7 separate regions of the Mus musculus genome follow, and all the other regions are linked to region 1. The links are chromatin loops, found by intact Hi-C in ENCODE. Cell type or tissue: left cerebral cortex. All regions are shown on one strand.

Region 1 (4,000 bases):
CTGAATTCTAAAAAAGCATTACTCTGACTCCCCAGATGGGGCAGAAGGAGCATTGCTGCATGTAAACATCCTCTTTCCTTACACACGAATTCAGAAAACTGATAGGTACTTACAGCACCTGGTGGCAAATCGTAGCTATGCTCAGTAAGACCAGATGCTAGATGGCTCAGTGGTGAAGAGGACCAACTCCACTCCCAGTACCACATCTGGGGATCCAGAACCCTCTCCTTCATCTGCAGACACTGCACACATCCACACAAATAAAAATAACCAGGGCTGGAGAGAGGCTCACCAGTTAAGGGCACATACACGTCCATGTGCTAACTACTGCTTGTAGCCCTTGCTCCAAGGGACTGGATGCCTCTGGTCTCTGCAGAAAGGTGCACATACCAACCACCCCTCTTCACATCACTAAAAATTGGAAAAAAAGCCGGGAGTGCTGGAGGCACTTTAACCCCAACTGTGGAGAGGCAGAGACGGGGGTAACTCTGAGTTCATGGCCAGCCTGGTCTAAAAGCAAGTTCCAGGACAACAGTTATATAAGTAAAATTCATACACATACATACATTCACACACACAGAAACATACATACACAATCATACATACATATACTCACAGACACATACATATACACACAGGCACACACACATAAACATATATTCACACACTCACCCACATATATACACATTAATACACATATATACAAACTCACATATATACATACACATACATACACTCACACATAGACACACATACACACATATACACACACACAGACACTCACACACACATACACACATACATACAAAAACACACACTCATACTCACAAACACACACACACAGACACATACAGACACATACACATACACACACACCTACACATATACACTAATACACACATACACACACACACATACACTCTCTCACACCCATTCACATGAATCTAATTGTGATGCTCAAAGGAGGAGAACAAAGGACATGCTGGGGAAGACTAAGCCACAGAGGAGAACCACACTGCTCTGTATTCTCCAGGGATACAGAGTGGCAGGGCTGTAGAGGGAGAAGTGAGGGGGAGGCTCAGCTGCTGGCTGTTCGTTGCGTTGGAACACTCTGGCATCAGCAGTTTCACAGAACACTCCAGTAGGTGTCTGCACAGGAAGTACTTTTCATGAAGGGAGGCGATTGTCAGGATGAATGGGACCAATTCACTGAGCGGGGTACAGCTCAGTGGCAAAACCCTGGCACATGCAACCCAGCTCCACAACACAACAAAACCAGCAGACAGACCCACGACCGACGGACAGACTGATGGACCGACCAACCAACCAACCAAAACAGCAACTAACTGAACAAAGCAAATGACTGTTTTCCTGGCAAAGCATTTATTGAAAGTAACACTTCAGGGTAAACCATCTTCCGGAAGGCACACAGCTACGCTGACCGGTGAAGAGAGCCAACAATTTATAAGATTCCATTATAATAACAATTGCCAAGGCACCTGCATTACAACCTTTTAAATATTTTAAAAAGTTAAAATGACGTATCAGTTGATATTTTAAATGTAAAATCCTCCTGACAGCATTTGGAACAGCTAAGAGCTTAACAGAATGATTCCTGCCTCAATGATCTGTTGACAGAGCAGTCTTCAAAAATAGAATTAAAATTGTGAACAACATGACCCAGCCTAGGTCCAGGGGAAGACTAGGAGTCAAAACACCCTTTCTACAGTAAAGGGCACATTTCAAGATGGCAACTGCTGTGTCATCGTTTATTTTGATTTATGGACTGTATCAAAAATCCTTGAGACAAACTACCCTAAATGCACCCTTGTTTCTCAACTGCAGTTTTTTTCTTGTCCCAGTAGATGGCAGTAGAACACCATCTTTCATTGCATAGGGTCCATGAAGCCGGGAAGCTAAATTACAGGGAAGGCTCTTACAGGTCAAGTTTCTTCAAGGCCAAGTTAGTGGGATGTAGGTGGCAAAGAGAAGACAAAAGATTGATCCCAAGGGAGTTTACGGTTAAATGGGTGCTGGCTACAGAAGACAGAAAGACGACCAATGGCTGTCTGGTCCCAGGAAGGGAGCAATGAAATCCTAAGTTTCAGAAGCATGTACAGGGGGCATGAATCTAGATGCACTGGCTTCTTGACTGAGGCCAGGAAAAATAAGTCATTAGCTCCTAACGAAAATGTTAACAGACTCATCTAGTAAGCAAAGAATGACTTACAGTTGTTCTTGAATTAAACATTAAGACCTATCCAACAGGGGCAACACTGGTAAATAATCTAAACACCAAACAAGGACTATTAAGGTAGGACCTGTGTTGAGAAGAGCCAGCTTTCCCTACTGGTTCTCTGCCCAGCTCCCCTTCCTGTGGCAGAGACCAGTGACTGAACTCCAGCACCACAGACGCAGACTCTAAACGGCCAACAATACAGGCTGTTCTTACAGATGCCTATTAAAGCATTCTCAGTAACCGGAAGGGACACCTGTTTCTTTACCACCACTTGCTTTTGTGCATACTCACTAGACTTCCTCCATTGTTTCTATTCCTTCATTCAGGTTTTTAAAAAGTTTATGTGCATGAATGTTTTGCTTGTATGTGTACCATGTTCCTGCCCAGTACCCTCAGAAGCCAGAAGAGGGCGCCAGATCCCCTAGACCTGGACAGCATGTGGATACTGGAACTAACCAGGGTCTTCTACAAGTGCAGCATTTTCCACCTCTGAGCCATTTCTTTGGCCCAAGGTGTAACCCAAGAGTAACCTCTAATTCAACTCCTCCTGTCTCTGCCTCCTCAGCACATCCTACTGGCCAGCGCCCCCTCAGACAGTGATTAGAATACATCTGGACAGAATCTGCTATGCTATTACAGGAAGTAGAAATGCCCTTTGCCTTCCTGTATTCTTTTTGGAGACACCCTTGCTCTATTGCCAAGGTTAGTTTTGGACTCTTGGACCTCCTGGACAGCTGGATGGATTACAGATGCCTTCCGTTCTCAGGGGTCCCTGTCTAAGTCCATACTCTGGAACAAAGAAAGCAGTTTTTTTACAAATAAGTTTTGCTAAAGGAGAAAAAGTGGACAGCTCTCTAGATGCTATAGATGTTCACAGCATCTTGAGGGTTCACCAGAAGAAACACCCCCCCCCCAGACAGAATCAATTCAAAGGAATAAAGATAACAAGAAAATACCTTTATCAGGAAGAAAAGGACAAAAAGCTCAATCTTTTGGAGCTCGGAGGACAAGCCCCAGCTGGCAGGCTCACCAGTGAGTGGTTAGGACACCCTGCTGCGCTTAATTGTTTTTAGCACGGTAGGATAGGGTACTTTATGCTACCACCCAGCTGTGAGTCCCCTGGCTCCTGTCAGCTTGTGTCACAACCTAAGAAGAAAATAGCAGCTTTAACATCTCCCTCACTGGCCTTCCACTAGTCTACAGTATTTTTGCTTTTTATAGCCCCATGCCCTACCATGAAGACTGGACTATATATAAACTCTGTCTCCTCCACTTTCACTCATGTAAAGCAAATATGGAGGGAGCACGCTCAGGCGTGTGGCAGAGGCCAGGTGACACCGACCTGCCAGGCCGGTGTTCATCAGAGTCATGAGGCGTGTGCCCAAATCCTTCCCCACCCAGAAACATTTTATGATATTCTTACCATTAAAGACAACGGCTCCATTTGCTGAATAGGGAGGGCTAAGCAAAAAAATAAGGCTTCATGGCTAGAATGCTGAGCTAAACTAGGTTCAACACAGTGAACAATGCACAGATACAAGGTAATACATGATGACTGACATTTGCTGGGCGGAATTGTGGCTACTGAAAACTTAAACCGAGAGCCCTGCACTACACATAGAAGCCAAAATGATTGTCAGTGCTGTGAGAACAGCCTTCGTGCAGGCCACTGTGCTCCACTGAGGAGAAGTCCCTTTCAGCCTTTTAAAACAAAATCTCGCACAACCCTTTGGCTAAGGTCCGCTGACACAGGAGCAAAAG
Region 2 (4,000 bases), 540 kb after region 1:
AGAGACTCATCTGGAATGTGGCAGACACAGTCATCTTGTCTAGGCGCTGTGCTATTGTTACTCTGCCTATCCTGGGGGTTGGGGGGGGGGGGCAGTGGCATCTAGGTGGAGAAAGATGTGGAATGAAGCAGAAGTCCTAGCAAGATGACAGGTCAAACCCGAGCTCTTCAGCTCCCTGGTCTGTGTCAGGTTATTGGGGACCTAATGGTTTATGGCCTCAGGATGGAGGGAAATAGGACTCAGAAGCACAAAGATAGAGGTCTTGTCATGTAGGAGATACAGGGCAAACCCCTGAGATTGTTGGGACCAGCTAAAACTGGCATAGGCGCAGCACACATGCAATCTAGCTCTTCTGAGTGTCTGCCGCTTGTGAGTGGGTGGTGGACATTTTTGTGTTGGTGCCATAGAGCTTGTGCATGCATGTGCGTGAAGCTGCCATACATGTGTGTATGAGGGCAAGTCCTGTCGGACTGACCTGGGGTGGACCTGCAGCAGCAAAAGGCATTCTGGGAGAAGAGAGAAGGGAAGAGAGAGAGAGAGAGAGAGAGAGAGAGAGAGAGAGAGAGAGAGAGAGAGAGACAGCGCGAGAGAGCTTGGGTTCCAAGGAAGGGATCTCTCTACTTTCACCCTACCCTTCCATTCATTCCTTCAGTCCCTCCTCTGGCCTGCTGAATTATGGGGAATGGTCTAAGGAAATCCGGGCCTAGGTCTGGGAGTCGTTGGGGCCTGTGCGTTTCTGTGGCAACCAGAGCTAGGTTCCTTCTTTTCTCCGCCCCTCTCCCTTTCCTCTCCTTCCTTAGGAGGTAGGCCAGGCTTCCTTGTGCTTTTGCTACCCTCTGGTGGCCACCAGGGGAAAGACAGGCCCAAAAGGAGAGGACACAAGGGACTGGCACACTAGACCACAGGCACAGAAATGGGCTGAGAAAAGATTGTAGAAAAAGCCAAGAGAGTGAGGGACTGAAGTGTTATGATCAAAATATATATATAGTGTTCTAATGAAGGTCCGTGGGGTGTTGACAGGGTGTTGACATGGAAAGCCTTGGAGCATTGGAGTTTCTTCTCTGACCCACTTCATTTGTCCACAGCCTGCGGCGAGAGGGCTACACCGTGCAGGTGAACGTGAACGACTATCTGGATATTTACTGTCCGCACTACAACAGCTCAGGGCCTGGCGGCGGGGCGGAGCAGTACGTGCTGTACATGGTGAACCTGAGCGGCTACCGCACCTGCAACGCCAGCCAAGGCTCCAAGCGCTGGGAATGCAACCGGCAGCACGCCTCGCACAGCCCCATCAAGTTCTCCGAGAAGTTCCAGCGTTACAGCGCCTTCTCGCTGGGCTATGAATTCCATGCCGGCCAAGAATACTACTACATCTGTGAGTGCCGGGTCCTGGGTCTTCTGAATGACAGGGTGGGGTCCCAGGGATCCCCGGCCAGCCGTTGTAGTGGTCACCAGGGATAGGCTTCAGGGTTTCAGCTCTGAGAAGTTGCAAGGCTGTGGGGATGGGGTGACAGTCCCAAATTTGGGTCGCAGAGCATTTCTGTTGGGATGGGCTAGCCACGAAGTCATGGTGACCAATGTCCAAAGAAAGATTGGAGCAGAGACTTGGGGACACAGCCGGATGCGGGCAATTTGGAGGGGGATGGGAGTCTATGTTAAAGCCGCAAGGGCACCAAGTGAGTGAAAGAAATCTCCTCCCCAGCCACGCCCACTCACAACCTGCACTGGAAGTGTCTGAGGATGAAGGTGTTCGTCTGCTGCGCCTCCAGTGAGTAGCGTCGGTTTCCAACCACGTCCGCATCCTTGCCTCCCTGCTTTGGGGCTCCCTTGGCTTCCTGGGGATGGGGGCGGAGGGCACAGGCGACCGGGATGGCTCCCCAGCTGTAGCAGGGGGAGGGGGTCCTGGCCCTGACTTTCCCCTCCTCTCTCCCCACCCGCACCCCACCCCGCAGCATCGCACTCCGGGGAGAAGCCGGTCCCCACTCTCCCCCAGTTCACCATGGGCCCCAATGTGAAGATCAACGTGTTGGGTGAGTCTGCGCAGCGCCCTCTTGTGGCCACTGCTGGAATCGCAGCCCCCTTCCCAGTGCATGCTTCCCACCCACCCCCTCCCGCATGCCTTCCCATGGGACACGAGCCCTTCCGGCCCCTCCCCCGTGGGTGGTCACATCTCTGGCTCCACTGCTGCTGCTGCTGCCGCCGCCGCCGCGTGCCCCCCGCCCCAGCGCACAGCACAGCCCTTACCAGTTTGCCTATTTATCTTTCCACAGAAGACTTTGAGGGAGAGAATCCCCAGGTGCCCAAGCTTGAGAAGAGCATCAGTGGGACCAGCCCCAAGCGGGAACACCTGCCTCTGGCCGTGGGCATCGCCTTCTTCCTCATGACGCTCTTGGCCTCCTAGCTCTGCCCCTTCCTATGACAGAGAGAGGTGGGAAGGGCTGAGAAGGAGCAGGGAGCTTGCTGTGGGGCCTACATCCTTCTTCCCATGGTTGGGAGCGGGGTCTGCACTGTACATCTCTCTGGGCCTGCCCTCTTTGCCCACACACTCTCTAGGACAGGCACCGTAGTGGATCAGGCACAGGGACAGCCACAGGTCCCAGGTGGCCTGTGGCTTTGGTAATGTTTGGTACCAAACCTGGGGGCTATAAAGGCAGTGCTCAGGACTCCCTGGCCCCTGGTACCTTTCCCTGACCCTTGGTGCCCTCCCTCTTTGTCCCCCAAGAGGCAAATATGCCCCAGAGAGAACAAACGAAGCATGGGAGGTGCCCCCTGTCCTCTCCTCTGGGGCAGAACATGGGGAGGGGACTAGGTGGGTGAGGGGTGGAGCCTCAGGCTGCCCCTCCCCCTGTTTACAGCAATAAGCATGTCCTCTCCCTCCACTCCCACATAGAGGACTGTGGTTTGGATTGAATCCAAGTTTACAAATAGACACCCCTGGGGGGGAGCAGGCAGTGGACAGGGGTGGGCATCGGGGTGCCAGACAGGCATGTACAGACTCTATATCTCTATATATAATGTACAGACAGACAGAGTCCCTTCCCCTTCTTAACCTTGACCTTTCTCGACTTCCCCTTCCAGACTCAGACCCCTTCCCCTACCAGGTTAGGCCCCCCTTGGGACCCCCCTGGCCCCTCTTTTGTCTTCTGTGAAGACAGGACCTATGCAACGCACAGACACTTTTGGAGACCGTAACAACAATGCCCCCTCCCTTCCAGCCCTGAGCCGGGAACCAACTCCCAGGACCTTGCCCTGCCCACCCTAAGTGGTCCCCACCCATCCTGGGCCTTTTTCAAGTGCTTTGGCTGTGACTTTCATACTCTGCTCTTAGTCTAAAAAAAATAAACTGGAGATAAAAATACCTGAGTGTGTGTGGTTTCAAGGGGCCACGTCCCTCTGTTTCACTGGCTGAACCAATCCTGTGGGGCTCAAGGCCCGGGTGAGCAGGCATTCTAGGTTAGAGGCCACAGAGTGGAGAGAGGGACAGAGCTTCAAGTTGAGCCCGGGTGACTTTGGGCAGGTTCCTTAACCTTTCTAGGCTCCGGCTTCCCACAGGGAAAGTGGTGTGAGTACCCGCTTCCCAGGCCCTGTGTACCCGAGTTAAGGCTCAGGCTGGTGCGCTCTATGCTGTAGTCAGAAGCTTTTGGCTGGGTCCAGGGATTTCAGGGGATTTGTGATCCTAGATAGGAAAAAAAAAGTTACATGGTTATTTTCACTCACCTGTGACAAGTTTAACATTCCCTTTCTGTACTTGGGCAACAGGCCACAGCAGCATAAAGAGTACGTGTGACTTTGTAGCCAACAGAAATCCCAGATGTTTTCAGACCTGCTTTATATCTCAGAATATCATTTATGTGTCACTACTTTGAAATGATCATAGTTGTTAGACTTTACTTGTTTTTAACATGTTAATAAAGAAACATATATATTACATACCAAAAATGTAAATGTCTCTTAACTGTGTTTCAATAATGACACTTTGAGGTTTTATTCATTTGAAAAT
Region 3 (4,000 bases), 350 kb after region 1:
TGTAGACAGTGAGGACTTCCGGCAAGAGAAGGGCTTCTTCGCCTGGGTGGCATTCATAGCTGCTGGATTCTTAGCATTTGTAGCAGTGCCTACCGCAGAGCATGCTCTTATTAAAATATACTGAGGAAATTGGCTGCTTGGCCCCAGCTCCAAAATGATAGAGGAAGAAAGTCTCTAACAGTTTCCAAGACACAAAGGAGGCCCCAGTACCACCCAAGGTACTAGAGCCAAGTAGACAGGGCCTGACAGGAAAAGAGCGCTCTGGGGAACAACTCTCTTGCAGAGAGAGTAAGGAACAGTTGTGGGACCTGACTGGGGTTGCCCTGAGCCTGCTGAACCCACCACAGCAGATCTGTCAGGTAAAGAGCAAAGGGCCTGGAGGCTTGTACACCAGATACAACTCTGAGATTAGACCCTACTGACTCCAATTTGCTCTGCTCTCCCACCTAGGGTAGAGCAACCTGTGGAGGGTTTGTGCAGAATGTGGTGCCCTCTGCTGGTGGCACATAGACTTGCACTCCAGGCAGCTTGGGGGACACACACACACATGCACACACTCGCACACAGGTGCCCCTTACGCCCAATCCCAACTAGCCAACTCAACAGTCAGCATCCTTCTACAAAGACCCAAGAACTAAAGTGGATGCCAGGAGCCCTTGTGCTATTCTGAAAAAATAAGCTTTCTTTGAGGTGCAGGGGGGAAAGGTCTCACTGTGTAGCTCTCGATGACTAGAAACACACTATGTAGACCGTGTTGGCCTCAAATAGCACAAAGGTAGCTCCTATCTATCGAGACTCGATACACGGTAGAGAAGGTGTGAGCCCCGATGCTCTATGAGGACAGCACAGTGCCTTTGAGTGGGAAGGCTGGACAGGAACACAGAGCTGCCTCAGGCCCACACTTACTTGAAAGAAAAATAAGCTGGGAGGGAAGTTCATAAAACCCACACATCTTAGGACAAGCTGGGTGCCCAGGTCTCTTTGGCAAGCCCTCTTCCCCTGACCTTGATCTTGGTTTTACTTGGACGTATAGCAGCAGTCCCACCCCTACCCCTGCCTCAGCATCTCCTGCCCTGTTGCCCTTACAACCTCAGCCTCATGTAACCACTGCCGCACGAGGAAGGAAGCCCCGACATCCCTCATACACCCAAGAGCACACCCAGGACCAAGGCCCCAGATCCAGTGCGCTGCTGAGATGCGGGCCAGACAACGCCTGCCTATCCCTTCCCTCGCCTCCCTTCACTCCTGGTAAAGGTGAAAGCCAGAGGGTTGCTATGGACACGCGGCTGCGCTCTCCCTCCTCAGCAACAATCCGAAGCTGTCCTCCCTGCTGGAGACCAGGTCTCTAATTGCCAAGCCTAGGAGGCAGCCTGGATGCTTCAGGGAGGGACTGGGTGGCTGAGAGCCCGAGGATTAGACGGGCTGTGGCAGGAACGAGAGAGTGACAAGACGGAAATCACCTGAAATTGGAAGCAACAAGCTTGACCCGTGTCGGGAGACTGACAAAACCAATGTTGATTCAGCCAGAATTAGAAAAGCAATAAGTGTCTAAACAGGCTCCCTGTCAAATCGGACACTTAATCACTCTGGCCAGTGTCTCTCAACAGGACACTGGGAGGAAGAGAGGGCTGAGAAGTCGAGAGCTGGGGACAGAACAAGTCTGTGGGAAGACCTTCCACAGCCTTCTTACTTACACAAAGCAGCCACAGTCCAAGTGTTTCTGGGTTAGGTTCCTGGCCACTGCGCCACCCTGTGGACAGAAGTACCCCAGATTGCCACATGCCCCCTCGTTTGAACAACCAAGAACAGCTCATCATCACCAATGCTAGCCACTCCCTTACCAGCCATGGGCTCAGAACAGTCCCTGCAATGGGCTCCCACTATATGGCTATTGACTTTAATCTTGCCACCACCACAAGACCAGAGGACATCACTGTTCTAAAACTCCCCTCTAGGACACTGCCACTCTACTCTGTTCCCAGCTGTAAGAGCAGAGATTCCCCTCCACAGAGAAGTCACCACAGCTGCCACCTGTTCTCCAGACTAGAACAAGACCTTGCCACAGACTCAAGACTCATGTTGAGCATCCTAACCAGAGACACCAGCTGCTGGACAGGACCAAGTGACTTCATGTCCCAGAACCTTCCAGAAGAGGGCATAGAGGAAAGCATGCTGGCCCTAAAAGTCACTGTGCATGAATTCCAGGGTGGCCTTCTGGGAGCCACATTGTCTCATTCAGAGCCTGTATAGGTGACTCAGCACAGGCATAAGGAGGACGAGGCCAGTTATGCCCGGTTACCACCTCTCCCCCATCACTTCTTGGAAGACAAGACTGTGAATAGATAGAGACGGGAGAAGGAACAAGATGTGTGTGCACGTACATGTATGTGTGCGGGTGCATATATGTGTGTATGACTAAAGCTGTGTGTAAAGAGGCTGGAGACGACACAGGGGAAGGGACCTAAGACGTTTCTAACGGAACCACTTGCCAGGAGCTCTCTGTATGAAGTTGCCCCCATTTATAGTGACACTGGCATGCAGAGCTGGGGACCTGCCCCGACCCAACACTGAGTCCAGACTCGGGCCCACCCCTGTCTTCACTCCTTCCCATCTGGTACTACAAAATCACACGTCGGAGGGGGGATAGGTAAGGCTGTGTGTTTCAGAAAGAACGAGTGCCAAGTAAAAGCCATTATTCCAGCTGGGGAGGTTTTTTCCTATCATTAGGAAACCTTGCCTTCTCTGATTGTTTCCGAAACGGTGTTCCCAGGGCCATTTTGATGACAAATTGCTGCTCCCACAATCCTGTGGCCCCATTCTGGGAACTCCTGGGCAGCCTGCGGAGTGCTAATCCTCTTTTCTCAGAGCAGAGTTTTCTTCCTTCCTCAAGTGATTAAGCCCGGCAGCCCCCACAAACTGGCAAATGTGAGCCCCCTGGGGCAAGAAAAGCCAGTGGCTTGTTGCATCTTGCCTTTTCCATCTGAGCCAAGGGGGCCGGAGAAAGGGCAAGGAAAGAAAGCAGGGCAAATCCTGGCCAGCAGCTCCCAGTATCCACCATCAGTTGTCTAGTGTAGCCACCTCCAGCAATGGAAGCCTTGACTGTGGTGGGGGTGGGGATGGGGCGGCTTCGGCATCTCCTGACAAGGGTCAGACAGGTCATCAACTTCCCCATGCCTGTGGAGAGGTTCAGGCTGCCTGGCACTCCATCCTCAGCTGAGCAAAACTACTGTTGGAGGAGCAGCCAACAAGAGACCCTGAGTTTGGGCTTAGGAAGTTGATTTGGGTACTGCTAGCAGTAGAAACAAAGGAAGAGTAAATATCTGTTAGTCTGGCCAGTCAGTCGCAACAAGAGACCCTGAGTTTGGGCTTGGGAAGTTGATTTCGCAACAGAAGAGACTGGCTCCCTAGAAGTAATGAATGTGACATGGCTAAGGACCTAGGAAGGTTTGGGGGGCTGTTTGGGTTTTGTTTTGGTTGGTTGGTTGGTTGGTTGGTTAGTTGGTTTTCAAAATATTTATTTCATACGAGTGTTCTGTCTTCAGACACACCAGAAGAGGGCATCGGATCTCATTACAGATGGTTGTGAGCCACCATGTGGTTGCTGGGAATTGAACTCAGGTCCTCTGGAAGAGCAGTCAGTGCTCTTAACCTCTGAGCCATCTCTCCAGCCCCAGGTCTGGGTGATCTCCTCACTTTTCCTCTCACACCCCTTCGGGTAGAATCCAGAGCCTTGTGCACACTGGGCAAGCATCCTCCCACTGAGCTACGTTCTCCGCCCCTTGTCACTTTCCTCACTAAGTTGTCCAGACTAGTCTCAAACTCAAGATCCTTCTACCTCAATAACTCCTCAGTAATTATGACTTCTCTGTCCCTCTTCCTGAAGGTATGCATTTCACTAACTCAAAAGGCAACTTAAGTCAAGACTTCAAAAGCTCCTCCAGCAAGCACACTCATCTTTGGCTAGGTTCCAGTGTGAGAGAGGGTAGGGAAAGGGGTGGTA
Region 4 (4,000 bases), 590 kb after region 1:
AGCCAAAGAAACAAGCTGTGCGGACCTGGCCCATTAAGAGGCCTCAGTGGGAGAAGGGCTAAAAAGAGCCTGAGGTCATGCGGTTGGACACTGAACTTGGTAAAGACGTCCTTCCCCAAGGAAGCCATAATGTGCAGATGAACTGACCGAAGGAAAAGCTTGAGACAGCTTCCTGCGGGGGAGCCAGGTACAGAAGAGGCAGCTTGGGCTGACCCAGCATCTCTGCAAGATTTCCACCTGCTGGGCTGCCAGAGAGGTTTGTAGCCCGGCCCTGACTGCATCCTCCCCATCCCTGGGGCAACATTCCCTGGAGCTGTGCCAACAGGAGGACTGAAGCAGCCTGGTTTTAGAGTGTAGCTGTAAGGGCAGTGCCCGTGTGTACAGTCTGTGGAGTTTAGCTTAACGGGCAGGGCCCACATGTACAGTGTCTGTATATAAATGTGCTGTATCTGTTCATTTCTATGACTGCAGGGTTTTTTTATACAGTGTTTTTGGATTCATAATAAATTGATGGTTTTTTATGGACATGCTTTTCTGCCCCACCATGTTGATTTGTGACCAGTGTCCCCATTGTGTGTTAGGCTCTGTGCTAAACAGAAGCAATGGGGGGGGGGTGTGGGGGGGGGCAGGTATAATGCAGAGCTCCTTTTGCGGCTGAGGTGGGAAGGTTAAAAACTTGAGACTGCATGAGTAACTCAGACCTTGCCTCAAACTCAAAAATAAAAGGCTGGAAATGTACCCCAAGAAGTAGAGGGTTACCTAACGTGTGTCAGCCCTGAGTTCAGTCCTCAGGAGCACAAAACATAAGTAGCCAGGCATGGTGGCTCCTGCCTGTGACCCCAGCACTCAGAAGGTTGAAGCAATGTTGCCAAAATTCCAATGCCAGCCTGGGCTACAGTGTGAGACTTTGTCTCACCAAAACAAAACAAAAAAAGTAAATAAAAGACAAAATAAATAAATGGCTAGGATCAGTCTTACCAGGCTAAAGGAGTTTACTCCTGAGGGTTCTGCACAACTCCCTGCAAGAGTGGGCTATAGATTCCTCTCCGCACCCACTCTTTGTTCTTCCTGTCCAACTTCACCAGCCTCGAGCGCTGGGCTTTGGCACACCATGCAGGTACTCATGCTGTCTGGGTGAGTCAGGGAGCTGGATGCCAGCTGAAGCATGTGCGCTGCCCCACCAGCAGAGCCGCCTGGGAGGCTGGGAGGGAAAGTTCCCAGCAGCAAGTATGTTGGAACAGGGGGCCAGGGGTAGGCTTGTCCTTGGATAGGGCAGGTCGTGTAAGAGAGGACATCTGAAAGAGGATGGCAATTCCTGCTTTTGGGGGACAGACTGGAAAGAGGTTTCAATAACCTCCAGGAAAACCCTCCCAAAGCTGGGTAACCAAGGTTCTGATATGAATTGGGGGCGCGTTGAAGACCTGTGAGACTAAATTTGAGGTTTGTGGTCCAGCACACAAAAGCATACAAGAACCCAGAAGTTGAGGCTAGTGGTCTCGATGATGCAAGGGGTGCGCAGTGTGAGGAGGGGTCGGATCGGGGACAAATGCAGGGGCACTACTAAAACCACTAAACGCAATCTGAACAGCACGATCAGGACCCAGGCCCGCACATTACAGCAAACCACCCGGCCAGCACGCGGCGCTGGTTTGGCTGGGTCCCCAGTTCCGGTGAAGTTCGGGCGAGGGCGGGTTCCGGCGCGGTTCCACGGGGAAGGGCGGAGCTTCGCCTTCCGCAGCTCCGGGTCTGAGCTACTGGAACTCCGCGCTGGGCTAGGGAACCGGCTCCGGTGGGATGGAGGCGGGCGGCGTGGCAGACTCTTTCCTTTCTAGTGCCTGCGTGCTCTTCACCCTGGGCATGTTCTCCACTGGCCTGTGAGAGTGTGGATGGACTGGGCTGGGGCAGGAAGTCAAGAAATGAAAGCGGGCAAGAGACGTGGCTGCAATATCTTGCTGCTTTTGGAACCCAGAATAATAGTGGAATAGGATTGGATGATTTGAGGTCCAAGGCGAGGCTGCCTCTTGGCCTGAGGGGGGAGATCTGCTTGTCGTTCAGGATGATTGGTAAACACCGAGAAATCTTTTACCCACTCCTAACAATTTCCTTTGGATCCCTTCCAGCTCGGACCTCAGGCATATGCAGAGGACACGGAGCGTGGACAACATCCAGTTCCTGCCTTTTCTCACCACGGATGTCAAGTGAGAGTGTTGTTGGCTGTGATGGGAAAGGCTGAGGGAGGTGCAAGAGATCCCTGGAGACCTGCTGCAACCCCAGCAGCCCCTTGGACCTTAATCCTCCTTCCCTCACAGCAACCTGAGCTGGCTGAGTTACGGAGTCTTGAAGGGAGATGGGACCCTTATCATCGTCAATAGCGTGGGGGCCGTGCTTCAGACTCTTTATATCCTGGCATATCTGCACTACAGTCCTCAGAAGGTAGAGGCCCTCCCTTGCACTCACCTCCACCCCACACCTGGCCATGTTGGCAGAGCATATAGTTCTATTTCCTGGAAGATTAGTGGGATGGCATTAATTCCCTTTCCTAGAAGGCCCTTCTGGTTCTCCTGCCCATGAAGTCAACCCTTTAAAATGCACACAGAGCCACCCACCCTCCCCTTGTTCGAAATGCTGGTGGCTTACCCAACCCCGTGGTGTCAAGATATCCTGTGCTCCCCCAACAGGCTGGGGGAAGAGGGCTATACTGTCTGATAGTTCCTTTAGGGTTAGGACCAGGGCCAATGGCTAAGAATGGCCATTCGCTCTGCTTCCCCACTCAGTCACACTAACATTTATTGGTCTCTTATTGTACATGTATGTGAAGCTCACATGAAAAGGGGAGGGATCTAAAAATGGCTCTCCCCTTCCCTGGGGATCTCCAGTGTTGTGTGGCTGAGATTTCTCTCAAATAACTGAGTGGTGAGAGGCTGACGTGAAGGCCGGGATAAAAGTTGATTTCCCCATTAGAGCATGGCAGAAGACAGGAGGAGGCAATTCCAGCAGAGAGATGAGTGTTCTGGGTACAGATGCATGTAAGACGCCTCTCCCCTGCAGCATGGTGTGCTCCTGCAGACGGCAACCCTGCTGGCTGTCCTTCTCCTGGGTTATGGCTACTTTTGGCTTCTGGTGCCGGACCTTGAGGCCCGGCTTCAGCAGCTAGGCCTCTTCTGTAGCGTCTTTACCATCAGCATGTACCTCTCCCCACTGGCTGATTTGGTGAGTAGGGGTGGCCAAGAGGTAGGGGAGATGCGGAGAAGGGCTAGGCTCCCTGAGCCAGGGACTGGCTAATACTGGGGCGGGGGCGGGGCCCAGCTCTTGGAAGAAGTCAAGGTAGCAGAGGTGAGTGGGATGCAGGAAAAGGGCTGAATGAAAGACGCACCACAGGGATTGTGGTCTTTTTTCCGCGAGGAAATTCTCTGGCGAGGACTCAGGAATGGTTCTATGAACCTGAACCAGGCACATTTTTGCCGTAGGCCAAGATCGTTCAGACTAAATCAACCCAGCGCCTCTCCTTCTCCCTGACCATTGCCACGCTCTTTTGCTCCGCCTCTTGGTCTATTTACGGGTTTCGCCTCCGAGACCCATACATCACGGTAAGCAGACTCTAGATTGGGACGTTGGGTCTACAAAGCAGAGTCTGGTCTTTCTAGCAGCTTTTTGATTGCAGGTGCCCAACCTTCCAGGAATCCTCACCAGCTTAATCCGCCTCGGGCTTTTCTGCAAGTACCCTCCAGAGCAAGACAGGAAGTACCGCCTCCTGCAGACCTGACCCCAGGCACCCGAGTGCCAACTGGATACCAAACAGAGCTCCTGTTTCTGCTGGTCCTTGTGACCAGTTCCATGGATGCAATAGGTTGTGAGAAAAAGATGACTTTGAAACTAAAGGGACCAAAGATCTTTCCTTAGATCAGATAGGACCTGTGGGATGAAATCACATTTTTACAGGAGATCATCTTTTCTCATTTCGGAGGCTGAGGTGGTATTAGAATGTGCCTTAAAATAAACT
Region 5 (4,000 bases), 72 kb after region 1:
CTCAAAATTCACCTGGGGAGGACTTCTTCCTTAAGGAGGCACAATGTACCTGCTTGCTGAGTTCTTCCCCTTCAGGGTTTCTCCCTGGCCCTGGCCCTCCTTTCTTCTGCCATGCATTGTGTTTCTTGGGGTTTTGTCTTGGCCCAAACCGTGGAGAGGTTGGCACAACCCCATTGCCTGACCCCAGTTGCCTGTCTCCTTTGCCCCATAATTCACCCCCTGAACTCCCCTGGCTCCTGGCTCCTTCTTGAGGCTGCTTCTAAAGGACCTGAACTAGCTGGCCAGCTCCTGGGGTCTCTGTGGAGGGAAGGGGATGGCCCTCTCACCAGCGTCCCCCACACCCACACTGCCCTCATGTTTTGGGGCACACATGTAGTTCCCCAGGTAGGGCTCTGTCAGGCAGAAGCCCCAAGCTGTAGGGCTGGGCTCCCCAGAAACGGTTACCGATCCTCAGCCTCTGTCAGGGTGCTGAATGGAACTGGCGTGTTCTGGCAGACTGTTGGAGGTTGGTTCTAATGCTTTGAATTCACCGGGCCCCCCAAGTCAGGAATCTGCGTGTCCAAACCCTGAAGGTCCTTGTCTTCAATTGGTGTCTGATCAATCAATAAAGAGCCAACAGCCAGTGGCTGGGCAGGTGGACTGAGGCAGGACTTTGAGATTGGCGCAGGTTAGGAAATGGGTGAGAGGAAGCAGAGATCACCAGGACTGGGAAGAATAAAGACCAGTCTGAAAGGTGCCGACATGTGAGAATCAGGGAAAGTGGCCACACAAGGCCACTTCCCCAGTTGTGTTTGCGGGTAGCAAAGATGAAATATAGATTTTAAAAGATGTTAACTCAGGAGTACCAGAGGGGAGTGTTTGCTAGCACCAGAAAGGATTAAAAATGCCCAGCCAGCCGGGCGGTGGTGGCACGCGCCTTTAATCCCAGCACTTGGGAGGCAGAGGCAGGCGGATCTCTGAGTTCGAGGCCAGCCTGGTCTACAAAGTGAGTTCCAGGACAGCCAGGGCTACACAGAGAAACCCTGCTTTGCAAAAACAAAAAACCAAACCAAACCAAAACAAAAAACAAAAAGAAAAGCCCAGCCATTAAGCTAGTCAAGGCATATTAATGTGTGTGTGTGTGTGTGTGTGTGTGTGTGTGTGTGTGTGTGTGTGTGTGTGTGTGTTTCATATGTGAATCCAGATAGCTCTTGGGCAGTGCCCATGCGCAACCAGTCGGGAGCACAAAGTGGTTAGCTAAACACTCCGCAACAGCAGGTCATTGCAGGAAGGGTGAATGCAGTGAGCCAGATCTGCATGACACCTCTATCTCTGCAGGTGCCCTGCGACAGGAGCCCTACTAATCTCCCCAAGAGTAGCCAAAGCTCCCCTGGAGAGCCCAGGAGGGCCACCAACCCATTTGTGCCTCAGTGATGCGCATGGCTGAGGGGTGGTATTGGGAACAACAGTGTCATGTTCCTAAGATTCCCATCCCTTTACTGAGGGGCTGCTGTGCCTAGGACCAAGTGTCATAGCCCGTCTCTCTTCTTCCTTCCTGTTGCTAGAGAAAGCAGATTGCTGGGTTGTGGTCATCTTCACTGGGCGATTGACCACCATCCCTGTGCAGATCCCATGCAGTGTGGACAATGATGACTGACCTCTGGACCATCCCACCTCGCCATTCATGTTGGAGGAAGGTCATTTGTCTTCCATCTTCTGTGTAGAGGACGGGAGGTGACAACATTTCAAGACCTGGCCTAGCTTGCTCCCGTCAGCCTCTGGCTCTGACCTTTCCTCACCTTAGCAGCAGCCATGCCAGTAGAGTGCTTGCTTGAGTAATGGCTTTTCACACCTGTCCCGGAGCCTGGAGCCTCAGTGTCCCTAAGGAATGTCACTGCTGCTTAGTTCTTAGTAGGGTAAGGGAGACTTCCCATCTCTGCTTCCACTAGAGCCCCTAAGAGAACAACAATTCCAGGCTTCCAGCTCTGTTTACAATTTCTCTGGGAGCAGATTTTGCTCTAGATGAAAGTGAATAGAGGGTGGAACACTGGATTGGGGGGGGGGGGGCATCTGTCACACTGTTTCTTTAGATCCCCATGGTAAGACATCAGTTTCCACACTCCAGAAACACAGAGGCCCCCCTCCCCTCTGTCGAGGCAGAGGGTAAAACATTGCTTTGGAGAAGTGAGAAAAGACATGGTCCACTCCCCAGCTGGAGAAAGCGAAGCTCTGGGCTCAGGCTACCCTGGGAGGCTGGTGGCCTCGTGCCCAGTGGTCAGGGAGCTCCACCCAGAGGGCATCGTGGGACATTGCATGGAAAGAGCCTACTGCCACGCTTAGGGAGGGACAGCAAGGTCTCTTGACCTTCTGGATCTGGATTTTGGAAGGTGGCCCAGAAGGGAGCCTCCTGATCCAAAGAACAGCTGCCAGGAGAGCCCGAGTGCCCAGCCCAGTTGTGTCTTCAGTAGCCGCTGAGAAAGCCACCCCACGGGATCACCTTCCTCCTGTCAAGTGGGTGAAAGTGAAAGGGCCTTCCTGGTATTTCATAGCTTAGAAATGGCATCCTAGGGAGGGACTTCCTCAGGCCCTAATCAGAACCCGTCTCACTCTTAACTAATAGCCCAGGGTTTGGAGGTGGGAGGGCAGAGCCAAGGTCTGGAGAAAGGTGACTTTTTGTCTGGTTCCCCATTGTCTTCCAGCACCTAAGCGCTCTCTTTCCATGGCAACAACATTTTAGCCCCAGCAGATGTTCTCCTTAGAGAGCTGTAACTGTCTGAACAGCAGGACCAGGGCTGCCTCTTTTCGTGCCTGCTCCTGCCTTGCCCCCAGCCCTGCTTCCCACTGCTGCAGCCTTCACCCTCCACATCCCTGAGCTGGAAGTTACCAGGAGCTAGCAGAGACTTGTTGGGGAGCTGGTCTGCCGCCAGAGCCTGCTCCCTCTGCTTCCCTCCTCTGCCACCACCTGCCCCAAGGTTTGTGTTTTGTTTTGCAGACATTTTGAATTCACACCAGGTGTCCATTAAATCCCTGGGGGAAATCATTGGTGCTTCTGAGAGCTGACTGTCCTGAGTCTACCCAGCCTCTGCCAGGATTCTGTGGGTCTCCCTGGAATCGGGGACTGGTGTGTATGTGTGTGTGTGTGCACCCGCCATCTGACTTCCCTTCTCATCTAGCCATATGCCCTGAAGTGTGAAGACCTTGATGAGGTGTCCCAGCTCATTCCGTCTGCCTGTGCTACCCCAAGAGCCATTCATTCTTGAAGCTCCAGCATGGAGTTGCTTTCTGTCTTGCCTTTACTCATCTTTGCTAAGGGTAAAATCTTGTTTGTCAGGTGTCTTTCTTTAGTCTCCTAAACTGGCATAAACATTTGAGTCAAAAATAGTAAGCTTCCATTAAGTTAGAAGCCTGAGGCAGCTGAGCAAATTTTCCTCATCTTTGGATGCCGGGGCAGACTTGGGGAGGCTGGAAGGGCCCTTGCCTAGGTTTTTTGGTATTGCATGTAGAGTCAGTGAGCCATCACTCCAGCAAATAAAGGTTGTCATGGCTCAAGCTTGGGGTGACGGATACCTTCTCCTGGCTACTGCTTGCTGCCCTGTCCTGCCCTCTAAACTGTGGCATGGAAACCGAAAAGCAGCCCCTAGGCTGTGGGCTACAACCCAGGCAAAGTTACCTGGGTCAGAGATACAAATTCCTTGCTTTTCCGACTGCAGAGAAGAAATCTGCCCCTTTAAATGCATGTAACTTTATAAGAAGCCTAAACTTAAAATTTTGTTAGAAAAGGGTTGGTAAGGAAAATGGAGGATTGTCAAGAGCTGGTGTCACAGTTCCCAGAACCTGGCATTTTCCATCATAGCAAGTGGACATGAACCCATGGTTTCTTTAAATAAGTTTATTAGAGCCAAACTATTTAAATAACTTTATTTGATTCATCCTTTGGTAGATGAGAAAAATACATTACAAAATACATTATACAGAGGACAGCTCACAGTACACGTTACTAAAAACACAATCTACATGCCAG
Region 6 (4,000 bases), 140 kb after region 1:
TAAATTTGTAAATAAATTGAAATCTTAATCTCATTTCAGCTCTAGAATTTTATGCAGTCTACAGCAGGATAACAGCAGCAGAATAGCAGATACCCAAAATAGCACAAATCTCTCCCGCCTCTGAAGCTACACCACCGATGAGAAGCAGCAGCAGTATTACAAATGCCTGCGTGCCAGCCCCTAGTCATAGCTAGCCACTTTAAATTCTTACAGCCCGTCAAGGGAGGCATAATTATCTTCATTTTGTAGATAAGCGCAAGAAGACAGGAGAGCAATGTCACACTGCTGAGAAACAGCGGACCTGTTTCTACCGTTTATGCCCGCCTCAGTGTCCTTCTCTGCCTCCCATACAAGCATTCAACTGTAAATAACATGGATGTTTTTCAGGACCTTTAAAACGATGGGAACAAGACCTCTTTCCTAGAGAAATTAAATTGGCATCGTCATTCAGCTGTCCACAATTTGACGTTCCTGCATTCTCCGTCCCTAATGACCTGCTCTAACAACCTGTCCCCCCTCCCCTGCAGCCAGCGTCGTCGGAGGCCTCAGTGTGCCAGTGTGCCGGTGTCCTCCTGCAGCCGTTTAGACACAGCCCCCTCGGCTGATTGCACTCTTGCCCTCTCCCACTACGCGTTCGAAAGCCCACCGCCGAGTTTCCCGGGACTCGGATACCGACGCAGAACGCCTTACCCTCTGGCAGGGCCCAAGAACCGAGCCAAACAGACCAAGGGAAGGCAGGTGACGCAACAAGGCCTCCTGATTCAGGGCCAGCCCGAGGCTGAGCGCCGTGCCCGCGACCCCGCGTGGGAACTCACGGCCCGCACCTCCATGGCTCCGTGCCAGCCACGTCAGGACGCAGGGCTGGCTCCTGGGGCCAGGCTCCGGCGCCGCGCATCCGCGGGGAAGGGCATTCTCGGCTGCAGGGCCGCGGGTACCCAGCGGCTCCCGCCCGCACCAGCGCCCGAGCATCCGCGCAGCCCCGCCGCGCCCGCCGCCTCCACCACCGCTCCCCATGTCTCCTTTTCCAGCGCTGCAGGCTGCGGAGGCGGCGGCCCGTGCGGGACCAGGGTCCTCTTACCCGCGCGCGATTCCTCGGACGCTGCCCACTCGTGAGCCCAAGGCTGCGCCCTTCCCGGCTAGTCCCAACGCGTAGTCTTCCACCTTCAGTCAGGAATCAATGGTTAGGGCGCAGATTGGTGACATCACTGGCGCGCCGGCGTGGGAGGGAGGCCCATGTGATGCATCCCTCTTTTGTTTGAGCCCCTGGAAAATGAGGGTTTTGTGGCTCCTTCTCTCTCAGTCTTTCTACCATCTGAGGAGGACATTTTTGTGTGCGTGGTGGGAACTAGATACTTGGTGTCAGGATACTGCAGTTTTTCTCAGGGCCTTGATTCTACTCCCCAGGTCTCCATAATGTGGTTTGGTAGGAAGACCAGAGAGAATATGTATAGATACACCCTTCTTTTTCAAGTGGACCGGAAGGCCACAGAACTGGTTGTCAGTGTTCTGTAGCCAGTAGACTTCTAAAAAGCTGCTTTAATTAAATTGGTGCAGGAAAAAGCAACAGAATGGGGTCTGGATTGATGGCTCAGAGACTAAGAGCACTGGCTGGTCTTCCTGAAGTCTCACTGTTGATTCTCAGCATCTAGGTGTTTGCCCAAAACCATCTGTAACGCCGGTTACAGAGAATCCTATGAGCCCTCTTCTGGCCCCCACTGGCATTGCACACGTGTGATCTGCAAACATACTGCATGCAAAACACCCATACTCATCAAATAAACCAACACATCCACAACGTGACACCCACCAGAAGGACTAAAATATTTCCAATGAGCTGTTCATCACTTTGTAAGTGGTCCCAATCTTCTACTGTTGCCTTCATCTCAGTAGTTAACTCCCATCATGAATTTGCATTTACACAGCTACTACATTGCTTTCATTTCTCTTCACATGTTATTAGTAAGCAACACGTTTTTATTAATTGTGCATATATTTCCTGGGACTTTTATTTTCAGAAACTTGTTAAGTGTCATCTCTTATGATGCAACTTGAGTAAGTTGCATATTGCAAATTTCACTGCTAGAGAATAATTCATTATGCATGTTAATTTATGTATCCCTTCTCTAACTATTTAAACAAAATTTCAGTCTTCTATTTCCAAGTGTGATTACGATCACTATCTTCTGGTGCCACTGTATAAAATTTTCTTGGGTATTTTTATCTAGATGCAAGACTGATGGGTCTTTGGTATTTCAATGGTCTATTTTGTAGCATAGCATTGATTTTTTTTTTAAAATAGAAAGTGTTTATACCATATTGTGTAGCAACTTTCTCCTCTTGTAAAGACTCAGGGAGTAAAACCAGTGTGGTGAGGTGCATCTTTAATCTCAGCACTTGGAAGGCAGAGGCAAGCAGATCTCTGAGTTCAATACTATCCCAGTCTACAGAGTGAGTTCCAGGAAAGCCAGGACTACACAGAGAAACCCTGTATCAAAGAAAAAAAAAAAAAAAGGACTCAGGTAAGGCTCAGGAAGCTCCTGAAACTTACAAGATTCATAAAGCCCTCCCTGCAGTAACATAGGCAGTAACAGATTGCTTAGGAGGGAGAAGATAGCAACTGGCTGCTTTGACTTACTGCCTGTCCTAGATGAGCTTTTGAGTGATTTGTTACTCCTATAAATGAGTTTACCCCAGTAAACTCATTGGTTTGTCAAGTTGGACTTTGGTGGAGTCATTACTTTAGTCTGTCATTCATCCCCTATCTGGAGTGAGTAGACGTTTGTTTAAGTCTCCACAGAAACCGTCTTAGAACACATACCAGCTGCTACTTGTGCCTTCTCTAATAGCTCAGACCTTAACTTTTATTAGTGAAATAGTAAGGTGGTGGAGAACATCTCCTGTTTCCAACCAGGTTCTTTTCACACCCTCCTCAAAGAATGCAGTGGACAGATAGGAGGTACTTTAGTGTTGATTTGTAGAACAAAACAGCTTTAAAACATTGCCACGTGGGACTTGACCAGTAAAATGAACAGGTTTGGTCTCTCAGACCAGTGGGGTTCTAGTAGAGAACCATTATAGCCCAAGAAAGCTATCAGAGGCCTTTGAGGTCTCAAACAAGAGCTTGTGCCTTGCAGAACAAGTGTTCAGATCACCAATAGGAGCCCGAGAACAGCACGCAAAGCTCATGTCTCAAGCAGCAGTAGAGGCAAACTCCCGTTTGGAGCTGAAGTGCGGAGTGTTGAAGTCTGAGGCAGGAATGAGTGAGGCTGGCTTGAGCAAGCACCCTGCTCGAAGCAGAAGCACCAGGTGGCAGAAGCCTTAGGCACATGGAGTCTCTAGCAAGTCCATCCCAGGGAATCCTGAAGACAGTCTTCCTTCTCTGATACCCTGAAGTTTTCGCCCTCTGAAAGGAGCAGAAGCTCCTGGGGCCAGCTCCCAGCCTAAGCCAGAAGCTGGACCGTGAACCCTTCCTTGCCTTCTTCCTTCAACAAGTCTGTGGTTGTTCTGGCTGTGCATGTAATTTATAGGATGCCAACTGGGCCCCATCGACCAGCTGAGTGTGGGTATGCAAATAACATGAAAAAAAGGGGGGGGGGAAACCAATCAAGGAAGAACTGTCAACCGTGGTGGGGAAGAATCACAAGCCTGCTGTTAGATGACAAAAGTGAACAGGAATGTGGGCAGACCTCCACCTCTACCTCTGTGTGAAGACTCTGATAAGAAATCGGTCCTTTTCCTGGTTGCTATGGTGATCTTGCTGGTTATCTATCACCTGCTTTCCTTTTGCATCCACTGCACCAGCTGTCAGCATTGCCAGCTGTCAGAAGTCTTCATGTTGGGCTTGAGGGAGAGCACCCACAGGTGTTGGATGGAACCCCCTCCTGGCCTTACTGGTCTTCCCTTAAATGTCTCTTCCACTTAGGGTAGGTTGCTGGCAATCTTCTGCTGTGGAATGGATTCCAGAGCTGAGCTAGAAGATAAGACATGAAGATGGCTGTGG
Region 7 (4,000 bases), 400 kb after region 1:
AGCACGCACTTAGAACAGTCCACGCCCGCCCAGATGTGACGTCATGGCCCCGCCTTCTCGGCTGACAAGGTGAGCCGAGAGTGACGCTGGAAAGACTAGCCTCAAGTTCCCTTCTACACAACCGGCCAAACATAAAGATAAAGAAAAATAGTAATGTTGAAGGCATTTTCAAATCTGCCTTTTAATTTGTACGTTATAACTCATGCTCTAAAGCAAATATGTGTTTGCCCCGCACTAAAAATAGCTCTTTCCAAAGAAGTAACCAGACAATGACATGATAGGGTGTGTTTCTTGACGTCATAGCGAGGGAGGGGTTTAATGAACAGTATGCTATTTCACTGTTGAAAAGGTTTTGTAACTGCTGAAGCCTCCAGCTGGAACTAAGTGATCTTTTCTTTAGCCGCATACTCCTCTCCAAAGCTTTTCAGAATCTCGAAAAAGAACATTGGTGACATTAGTAACTTAGGTTAAGGAGTTTTGACGCCACTCTGAACAAGATTACCCAATTTCCTCCGGAGACCAACATCCAGCCAGAAGTTGAGAGGCAAAACTAAGAGTGTTCTGACACCTACTTACTGTTATCTGTAGATATAAATTGCTGTCCTACATTTTTCTAAGCTTATCAAAATAAAGCCTGCAGCCTATGACTGCCTCCAGTGTATAAGACTGCAAAGTCTTGTGAAAACCAAAGTGAAACGTAAAGAAACTCTTAGGAAAATCATTTCTTTGCGTATTCGAAAGAGGCTTCGGCGAAGAGATGACTCCGCAGCTAAGAGCACTGGCTGCCCTTGCTGAACACCCACCTAGCCGCTCATAACCAGCTGGAACTGCAGTTCCAGAGGACCTAAAGCCCTCCCTTAGCCTCTGTGGGAACTGCATGCACGAGGTACACAGACATACGGGCAAAACACATAAATCATTTTAAAATAAAGAACAGGAGTGGTCAGGTACAGAAAGAGTGGACCGGGGAGGATCGCCAGAACTGAGGATGTCTGTCTGTTGATAGAGCCTCTGCCTAAGCCTAGGTTTGAGGGCCAGCACTGAATAAACTAGGTTTAGTGGCAAGTGCCAGCCAGCACTGGAAATGGAAGCAGACAAATTCCAGGCCAGCCTGGGCCATAAAATAAAATAAAATAAAATAAAATAAAATAAAGAGAAGGAAGTGAGAGGCTTGGTAAACAGAGGAAAGCAGAACTGTACAACAAAATACTTTGTAAACTTTAAAGTATCCACTCACAGCAGACTGTTTGTTTTAAGCACTGTGATTTCACAGTTTGTAAGTCAGCACATTGTCCCACCTCTGTGCAATAAATATTTCTCTGGGTCCCACCGAAAGCTGGCTCTCACCAGGCCAACGAAGCCTATATAGGGTGAAGTCACTTGTGGCCTCCTGCTCACTAAGCCCTCACTCAAAAGAAATCAGAACTTCCACCCAGAATTCTGAACCTGCCTGACATAACTCACCCCTTCCTTCAGCCCCACCCTGGAATCAAATTTCCCTGGAATTCTAGTCCCAATCACAAAACTTCCGAATGTATTTGCCTAAGCCAGGCAATGGTGGCACACATTCTTGATCTCAGCACTCAGGAGTCAGAGGCAGGAAGATCTCTGAGTTCGAAGCCACAGGGTGATTCATAGCCATCTGTAACTCCAGTTCCAGGGAATCTTGACAGCCTCTTCTGGCCTCCATAGGCACTGCGTGTATATGGTGCACTAATATACGTGCAGGCAAAACACTCACATACATAAAATTAAGTAAGGGGCTGAGAGACTTGTATCAAGGTCTAGACCTCTAAATGATGAAATTAGCTCCATCTGGTTCCAAAACCAGATGTTTTCCAGTCCAGAGTATGAACATTTCCCATCCTGGATATACCTGCCCAGCCCCTTCCCTCTGCTTCTTACCCCAAACTGCATTCCATGCTTTCCTCAGATGCTCAAAAGCATACCAAGTGCTATCAAAGGCAGGGCCAGGAACAATGTGGGTGGAGTCGGGTGGTGTCTCGAATGACTGATCAAGAAGTGAAGGAAAGAATGGGTGCTCCATGGGGGAGACCAGGAGGCCAGGACTTCCCCCTAAGTTAGAGGGGACCTCTATGGATGCATATACCCAAGACTAGGACTGCACAACCACATACCCAATTGCTCAAGGTCCTGGGGCAGCTCCTAGAGGCCCCTTCTTCCCCCTGCCTCCCTCCCAGACCCTCCCACCTGCAGTCCGACCCGCTGCTGCCACCGTGTGGTCACAACCATACTTCTCTGAAAAGAGCTATCTGCAAGAAACAAGAACCAGGAGGAGCCTGACCTGTAGTGCATAGCTCCTCCAGACTCAATTCAGAGTCTAGACTTAAAGACGTGTGTGTGTGTGTGTGTGTGTGTGTGTGTGTGTGTGTGTGTGTGTGTGTGTGTGTGTGTGTGTTGGAGGTGGGGGACTGGAGAGGAGAAAAGAAGAGCACACTCCAACACTCTGGCTGGGCATGGTGGCACATGCCTTTAATCCCAGCAAGAGGCAGGTGGATTTCTGAGTTTGAGGCCAGCCTGGTCTACAGAGTGAGTTCCAGGATAGCCAGGGCTACACAGAGAAACCCTGTCTCAAAAAACCAAAAAAAAAAAAAAAAAAAAGAAAGAGCACACTCGGACTTTTAGCCTGAGCTCAACTGCCCTGGGCTCCTCCTGGCTTGACTCTGTCCTAGCAAACTTTGGGAGCCTGCACAAGTTGCTATTCTCTGGGCTTTCTCCACCTCTGAAAATGATACTCAGTAAAGACTCTTCCAGAGCTGACCGTCTACCCACAAGTCAGAGCCACTGAGACAGAAGCTGGTAGACAGGGGAAATGCTTCCCGGACCAGGAGCCCAAGGAGCAGGGGTTGAAGCTTCTTTTGTTTCTTCTCCAAGTGGCAAGTGACACACAGATCCAGGGAGAGGAGCCAGAGAGAGCACAGAAGGGCTGAATGAAGCTCAGGGGAAGTGCTGGCCCTATAGGCCAGGCCCTGGGTTCTTTCCCAGGCCCTTGCAAAATAACATTATCTGCACATAGTTAGTTCAGATCTGACTGCTTGCTTGACTGTGTGAGATGAGGAAGCCACAGTCTCCTGTGGTCCAAACACTGCTGCCTGGGCCATTGTGTTCTCGTTCTCTCTCTCTCTCTCTCTCTCTCTCTCTCTCTCTCTCTCTCTCCCCACCCCCCAGTGTGTGTGTGTGTGTGGTGTGTTTCTTAAGAGCACTGACTGCTCTTCCAGAGGTCATGAGTTCAAACCCCAGCAACCACATGGTGGCTCACAACCATCTGTAATGAGATCTGACTCCCTCTTCTGGAGTGTCAGACAGCTACAGTGTACTTATATATAATAAATAAATCTAAAAAAAAAAAAAAAAAAAAAAAAAAAGAGTCTCACTCCCTTCAAAATCTATTTCTCAGTGAGCTAAAAGGACAGAAAAGAGGCTGAGCAGTGGTGGCACATGTCCTTAATCCCAGAAGAGGCAGACAAAGATCTCTGAGTTTCAGGTCAGCCTGGTCTACAGAGTGAGTTCCAAGACAGCCAGGGCTACACAGAGAAACCCTGTCTCAAAAAATAAAATAAAATAAAATAAAATAAAATAAAATGACAGAAAAACATTTGAAAAGCTAATGGCTCCGCTGGCCCCTCCTAGCACAATGCCTGGGTGAAGGCCCGCAGCCACAGTCCCAAGCAGGCCGCCCTGTGGGACCTGGCTCTCCAACACTTTCCTCTCCACCCTTAGCCTGGAAGCTTCAGGTTTCTGCCTGTACTCCTGAGTCACAATAGGGTCTCAGCAATGACCTCAGGGAATGACACAGCCCAATCAGCTGGGCATCTCCACGATCAGTGAAGGTTAGTATCTTAGGTTAGTAACAACTTCTACTACCACCCCCCCACCCCACCCCACCCCACCCCGTCCCAGAGGAAGGAAGAGGGTCAGATAATGTAAAGGGCTACAGAGCTTGGAGAAAGGTGGAGGTTGACCAGCCTTATTGTAAACC

Evidence for each region. Hi-C counts contacts between places; a loop is a spot of excess contacts. Peaks named below come from ENCODE experiments on the same cell type or tissue, not always from the same donor. Only the 100,000 strongest peaks of a DNase experiment are listed, where the experiment ranks them.
Region 2: a loop joins it to region 1, with 2.9 times the contacts of the local background. A loop is called at or near these places in 6 of 42 quality-filtered maps.
Region 3: it touches region 1 in a loop (8-fold over the local background); 15 of 42 quality-filtered maps call a loop at or near these places.
Region 4: a loop joins it to region 1, with 2.9 times the contacts of the local background. A loop is called at or near these places in 2 of 42 quality-filtered maps.
Region 5: it touches region 1 in a loop (5-fold over the local background); 32 of 42 quality-filtered maps call a loop at or near these places.
Region 6: a loop joins it to region 1, with 5 times the contacts of the local background. A loop is called at or near these places in 9 of 42 quality-filtered maps.
Region 7: it touches region 1 in a loop (6-fold over the local background); 4 of 42 quality-filtered maps call a loop at or near these places.

The regions. Positions count from the first base shown.
Region 1 is chr3:89,856,207-89,860,206 of GRCm38, reverse strand. She (src homology 2 domain-containing transforming protein E) reads right to left here. Exons shown (of 6, transcript NM_172530.3): 6 at 1,361-4,000. Among named protein-coding and RNA genes, the nearest start is that of Gm46811, 14 kb to the left of the region's middle. In left cerebral cortex, CTCF peaks have their summits at 37, 1,857 (motif pointing right) and 2,644 (motif pointing right); DNase peaks (open chromatin) are centred at 1,115 and 1,838; H3K27ac peaks cover 560 bases.
Region 2 is chr3:89,313,838-89,317,837 of GRCm38, reverse strand. Efna3 (ephrin A3) reads left to right here. Exons shown (of 5, transcript NM_010108.2): 2 at 1,086-1,375; 3 at 1,703-1,768; 4 at 1,953-2,030; 5 at 2,271-3,939. The coding sequence ends at 2,401. It overlaps Gm34014 (a long non-coding RNA gene), which reads right to left. Exons shown (of 3, transcript XR_867453.3): 3 at 3,937-4,000. Gm15998 (a long non-coding RNA gene) reads right to left here and starts at 1,092. Exons shown (of 2, transcript XR_003954662.1): 1 at 633-1,092; 2 at 1-10. In left cerebral cortex, CTCF peaks have their summits at 847 (motif pointing left), 1,843 and 2,045 (motif pointing left); DNase peaks (open chromatin) are centred at 831, 1,207, 1,702, 2,074 and 1 more place; H3K4me3 peaks cover 693 bases; H3K27ac peaks cover 2,155 bases.
Region 3 is chr3:89,508,919-89,512,918 of GRCm38, reverse strand. No RefSeq gene overlaps it. Among named protein-coding and RNA genes, the nearest start is that of Kcnn3, 9.2 kb to the left of the region's middle. In left cerebral cortex, CTCF peaks have their summits at 483 (motif pointing left) and 1,751 (motif pointing left); DNase peaks (open chromatin) are centred at 475 and 1,733.
Region 4 is chr3:89,268,260-89,272,259 of GRCm38, reverse strand. Slc50a1 (solute carrier family 50 (sugar transporter), member 1) reads left to right here and starts at 1,690. Exons shown (of 6, transcript NM_009057.3): 1 at 1,690-1,874; 2 at 2,121-2,198; 3 at 2,310-2,433; 4 at 3,049-3,210; 5 at 3,468-3,587; 6 at 3,662-4,000. The coding sequence starts at 1,795. The coding sequence ends at 3,763. Efna1 (ephrin A1) reads left to right here. Exons shown (of 5, transcript NM_010107.4): 5 at 1-530. In left cerebral cortex, a CTCF peak has its summit at 1,640; DNase peaks (open chromatin) are centred at 1,139 and 1,704; H3K4me3 peaks cover 1,843 bases; H3K27ac peaks cover 1,930 bases.
Region 5 is chr3:89,783,854-89,787,853 of GRCm38, reverse strand. Ube2q1 (ubiquitin-conjugating enzyme E2Q family member 1) reads right to left here. Exons shown (of 13, transcript NM_027315.4): 13 at 3,857-4,000. Among named protein-coding and RNA genes, the nearest start is that of Ube2q1, 12 kb to the right of the region's middle. In left cerebral cortex, a CTCF peak has its summit at 2,271; a DNase peak (open chromatin) is centred at 2,294.
Region 6 is chr3:89,712,229-89,716,228 of GRCm38, reverse strand. It overlaps a transcript of Adar not described here. Among named protein-coding and RNA genes, the nearest start is that of Adar, 16 kb to the left of the region's middle. In left cerebral cortex, a CTCF peak has its summit at 1,708 (motif pointing left); DNase peaks (open chromatin) are centred at 164, 822, 1,199 and 1,664; H3K4me3 peaks cover 1,644 bases; H3K27ac peaks cover 1,835 bases.
Region 7 is chr3:89,455,128-89,459,127 of GRCm38, reverse strand. It overlaps Pmvk (phosphomevalonate kinase), which reads right to left and starts at 10. Exons shown (of 5, transcript NM_026784.3): 1 at 1-10. In left cerebral cortex, CTCF peaks have their summits at 1,643 and 2,234 (motif pointing left); DNase peaks (open chromatin) are centred at 31, 271 and 2,200; H3K4me3 peaks cover 512 bases; H3K27ac peaks cover 836 bases.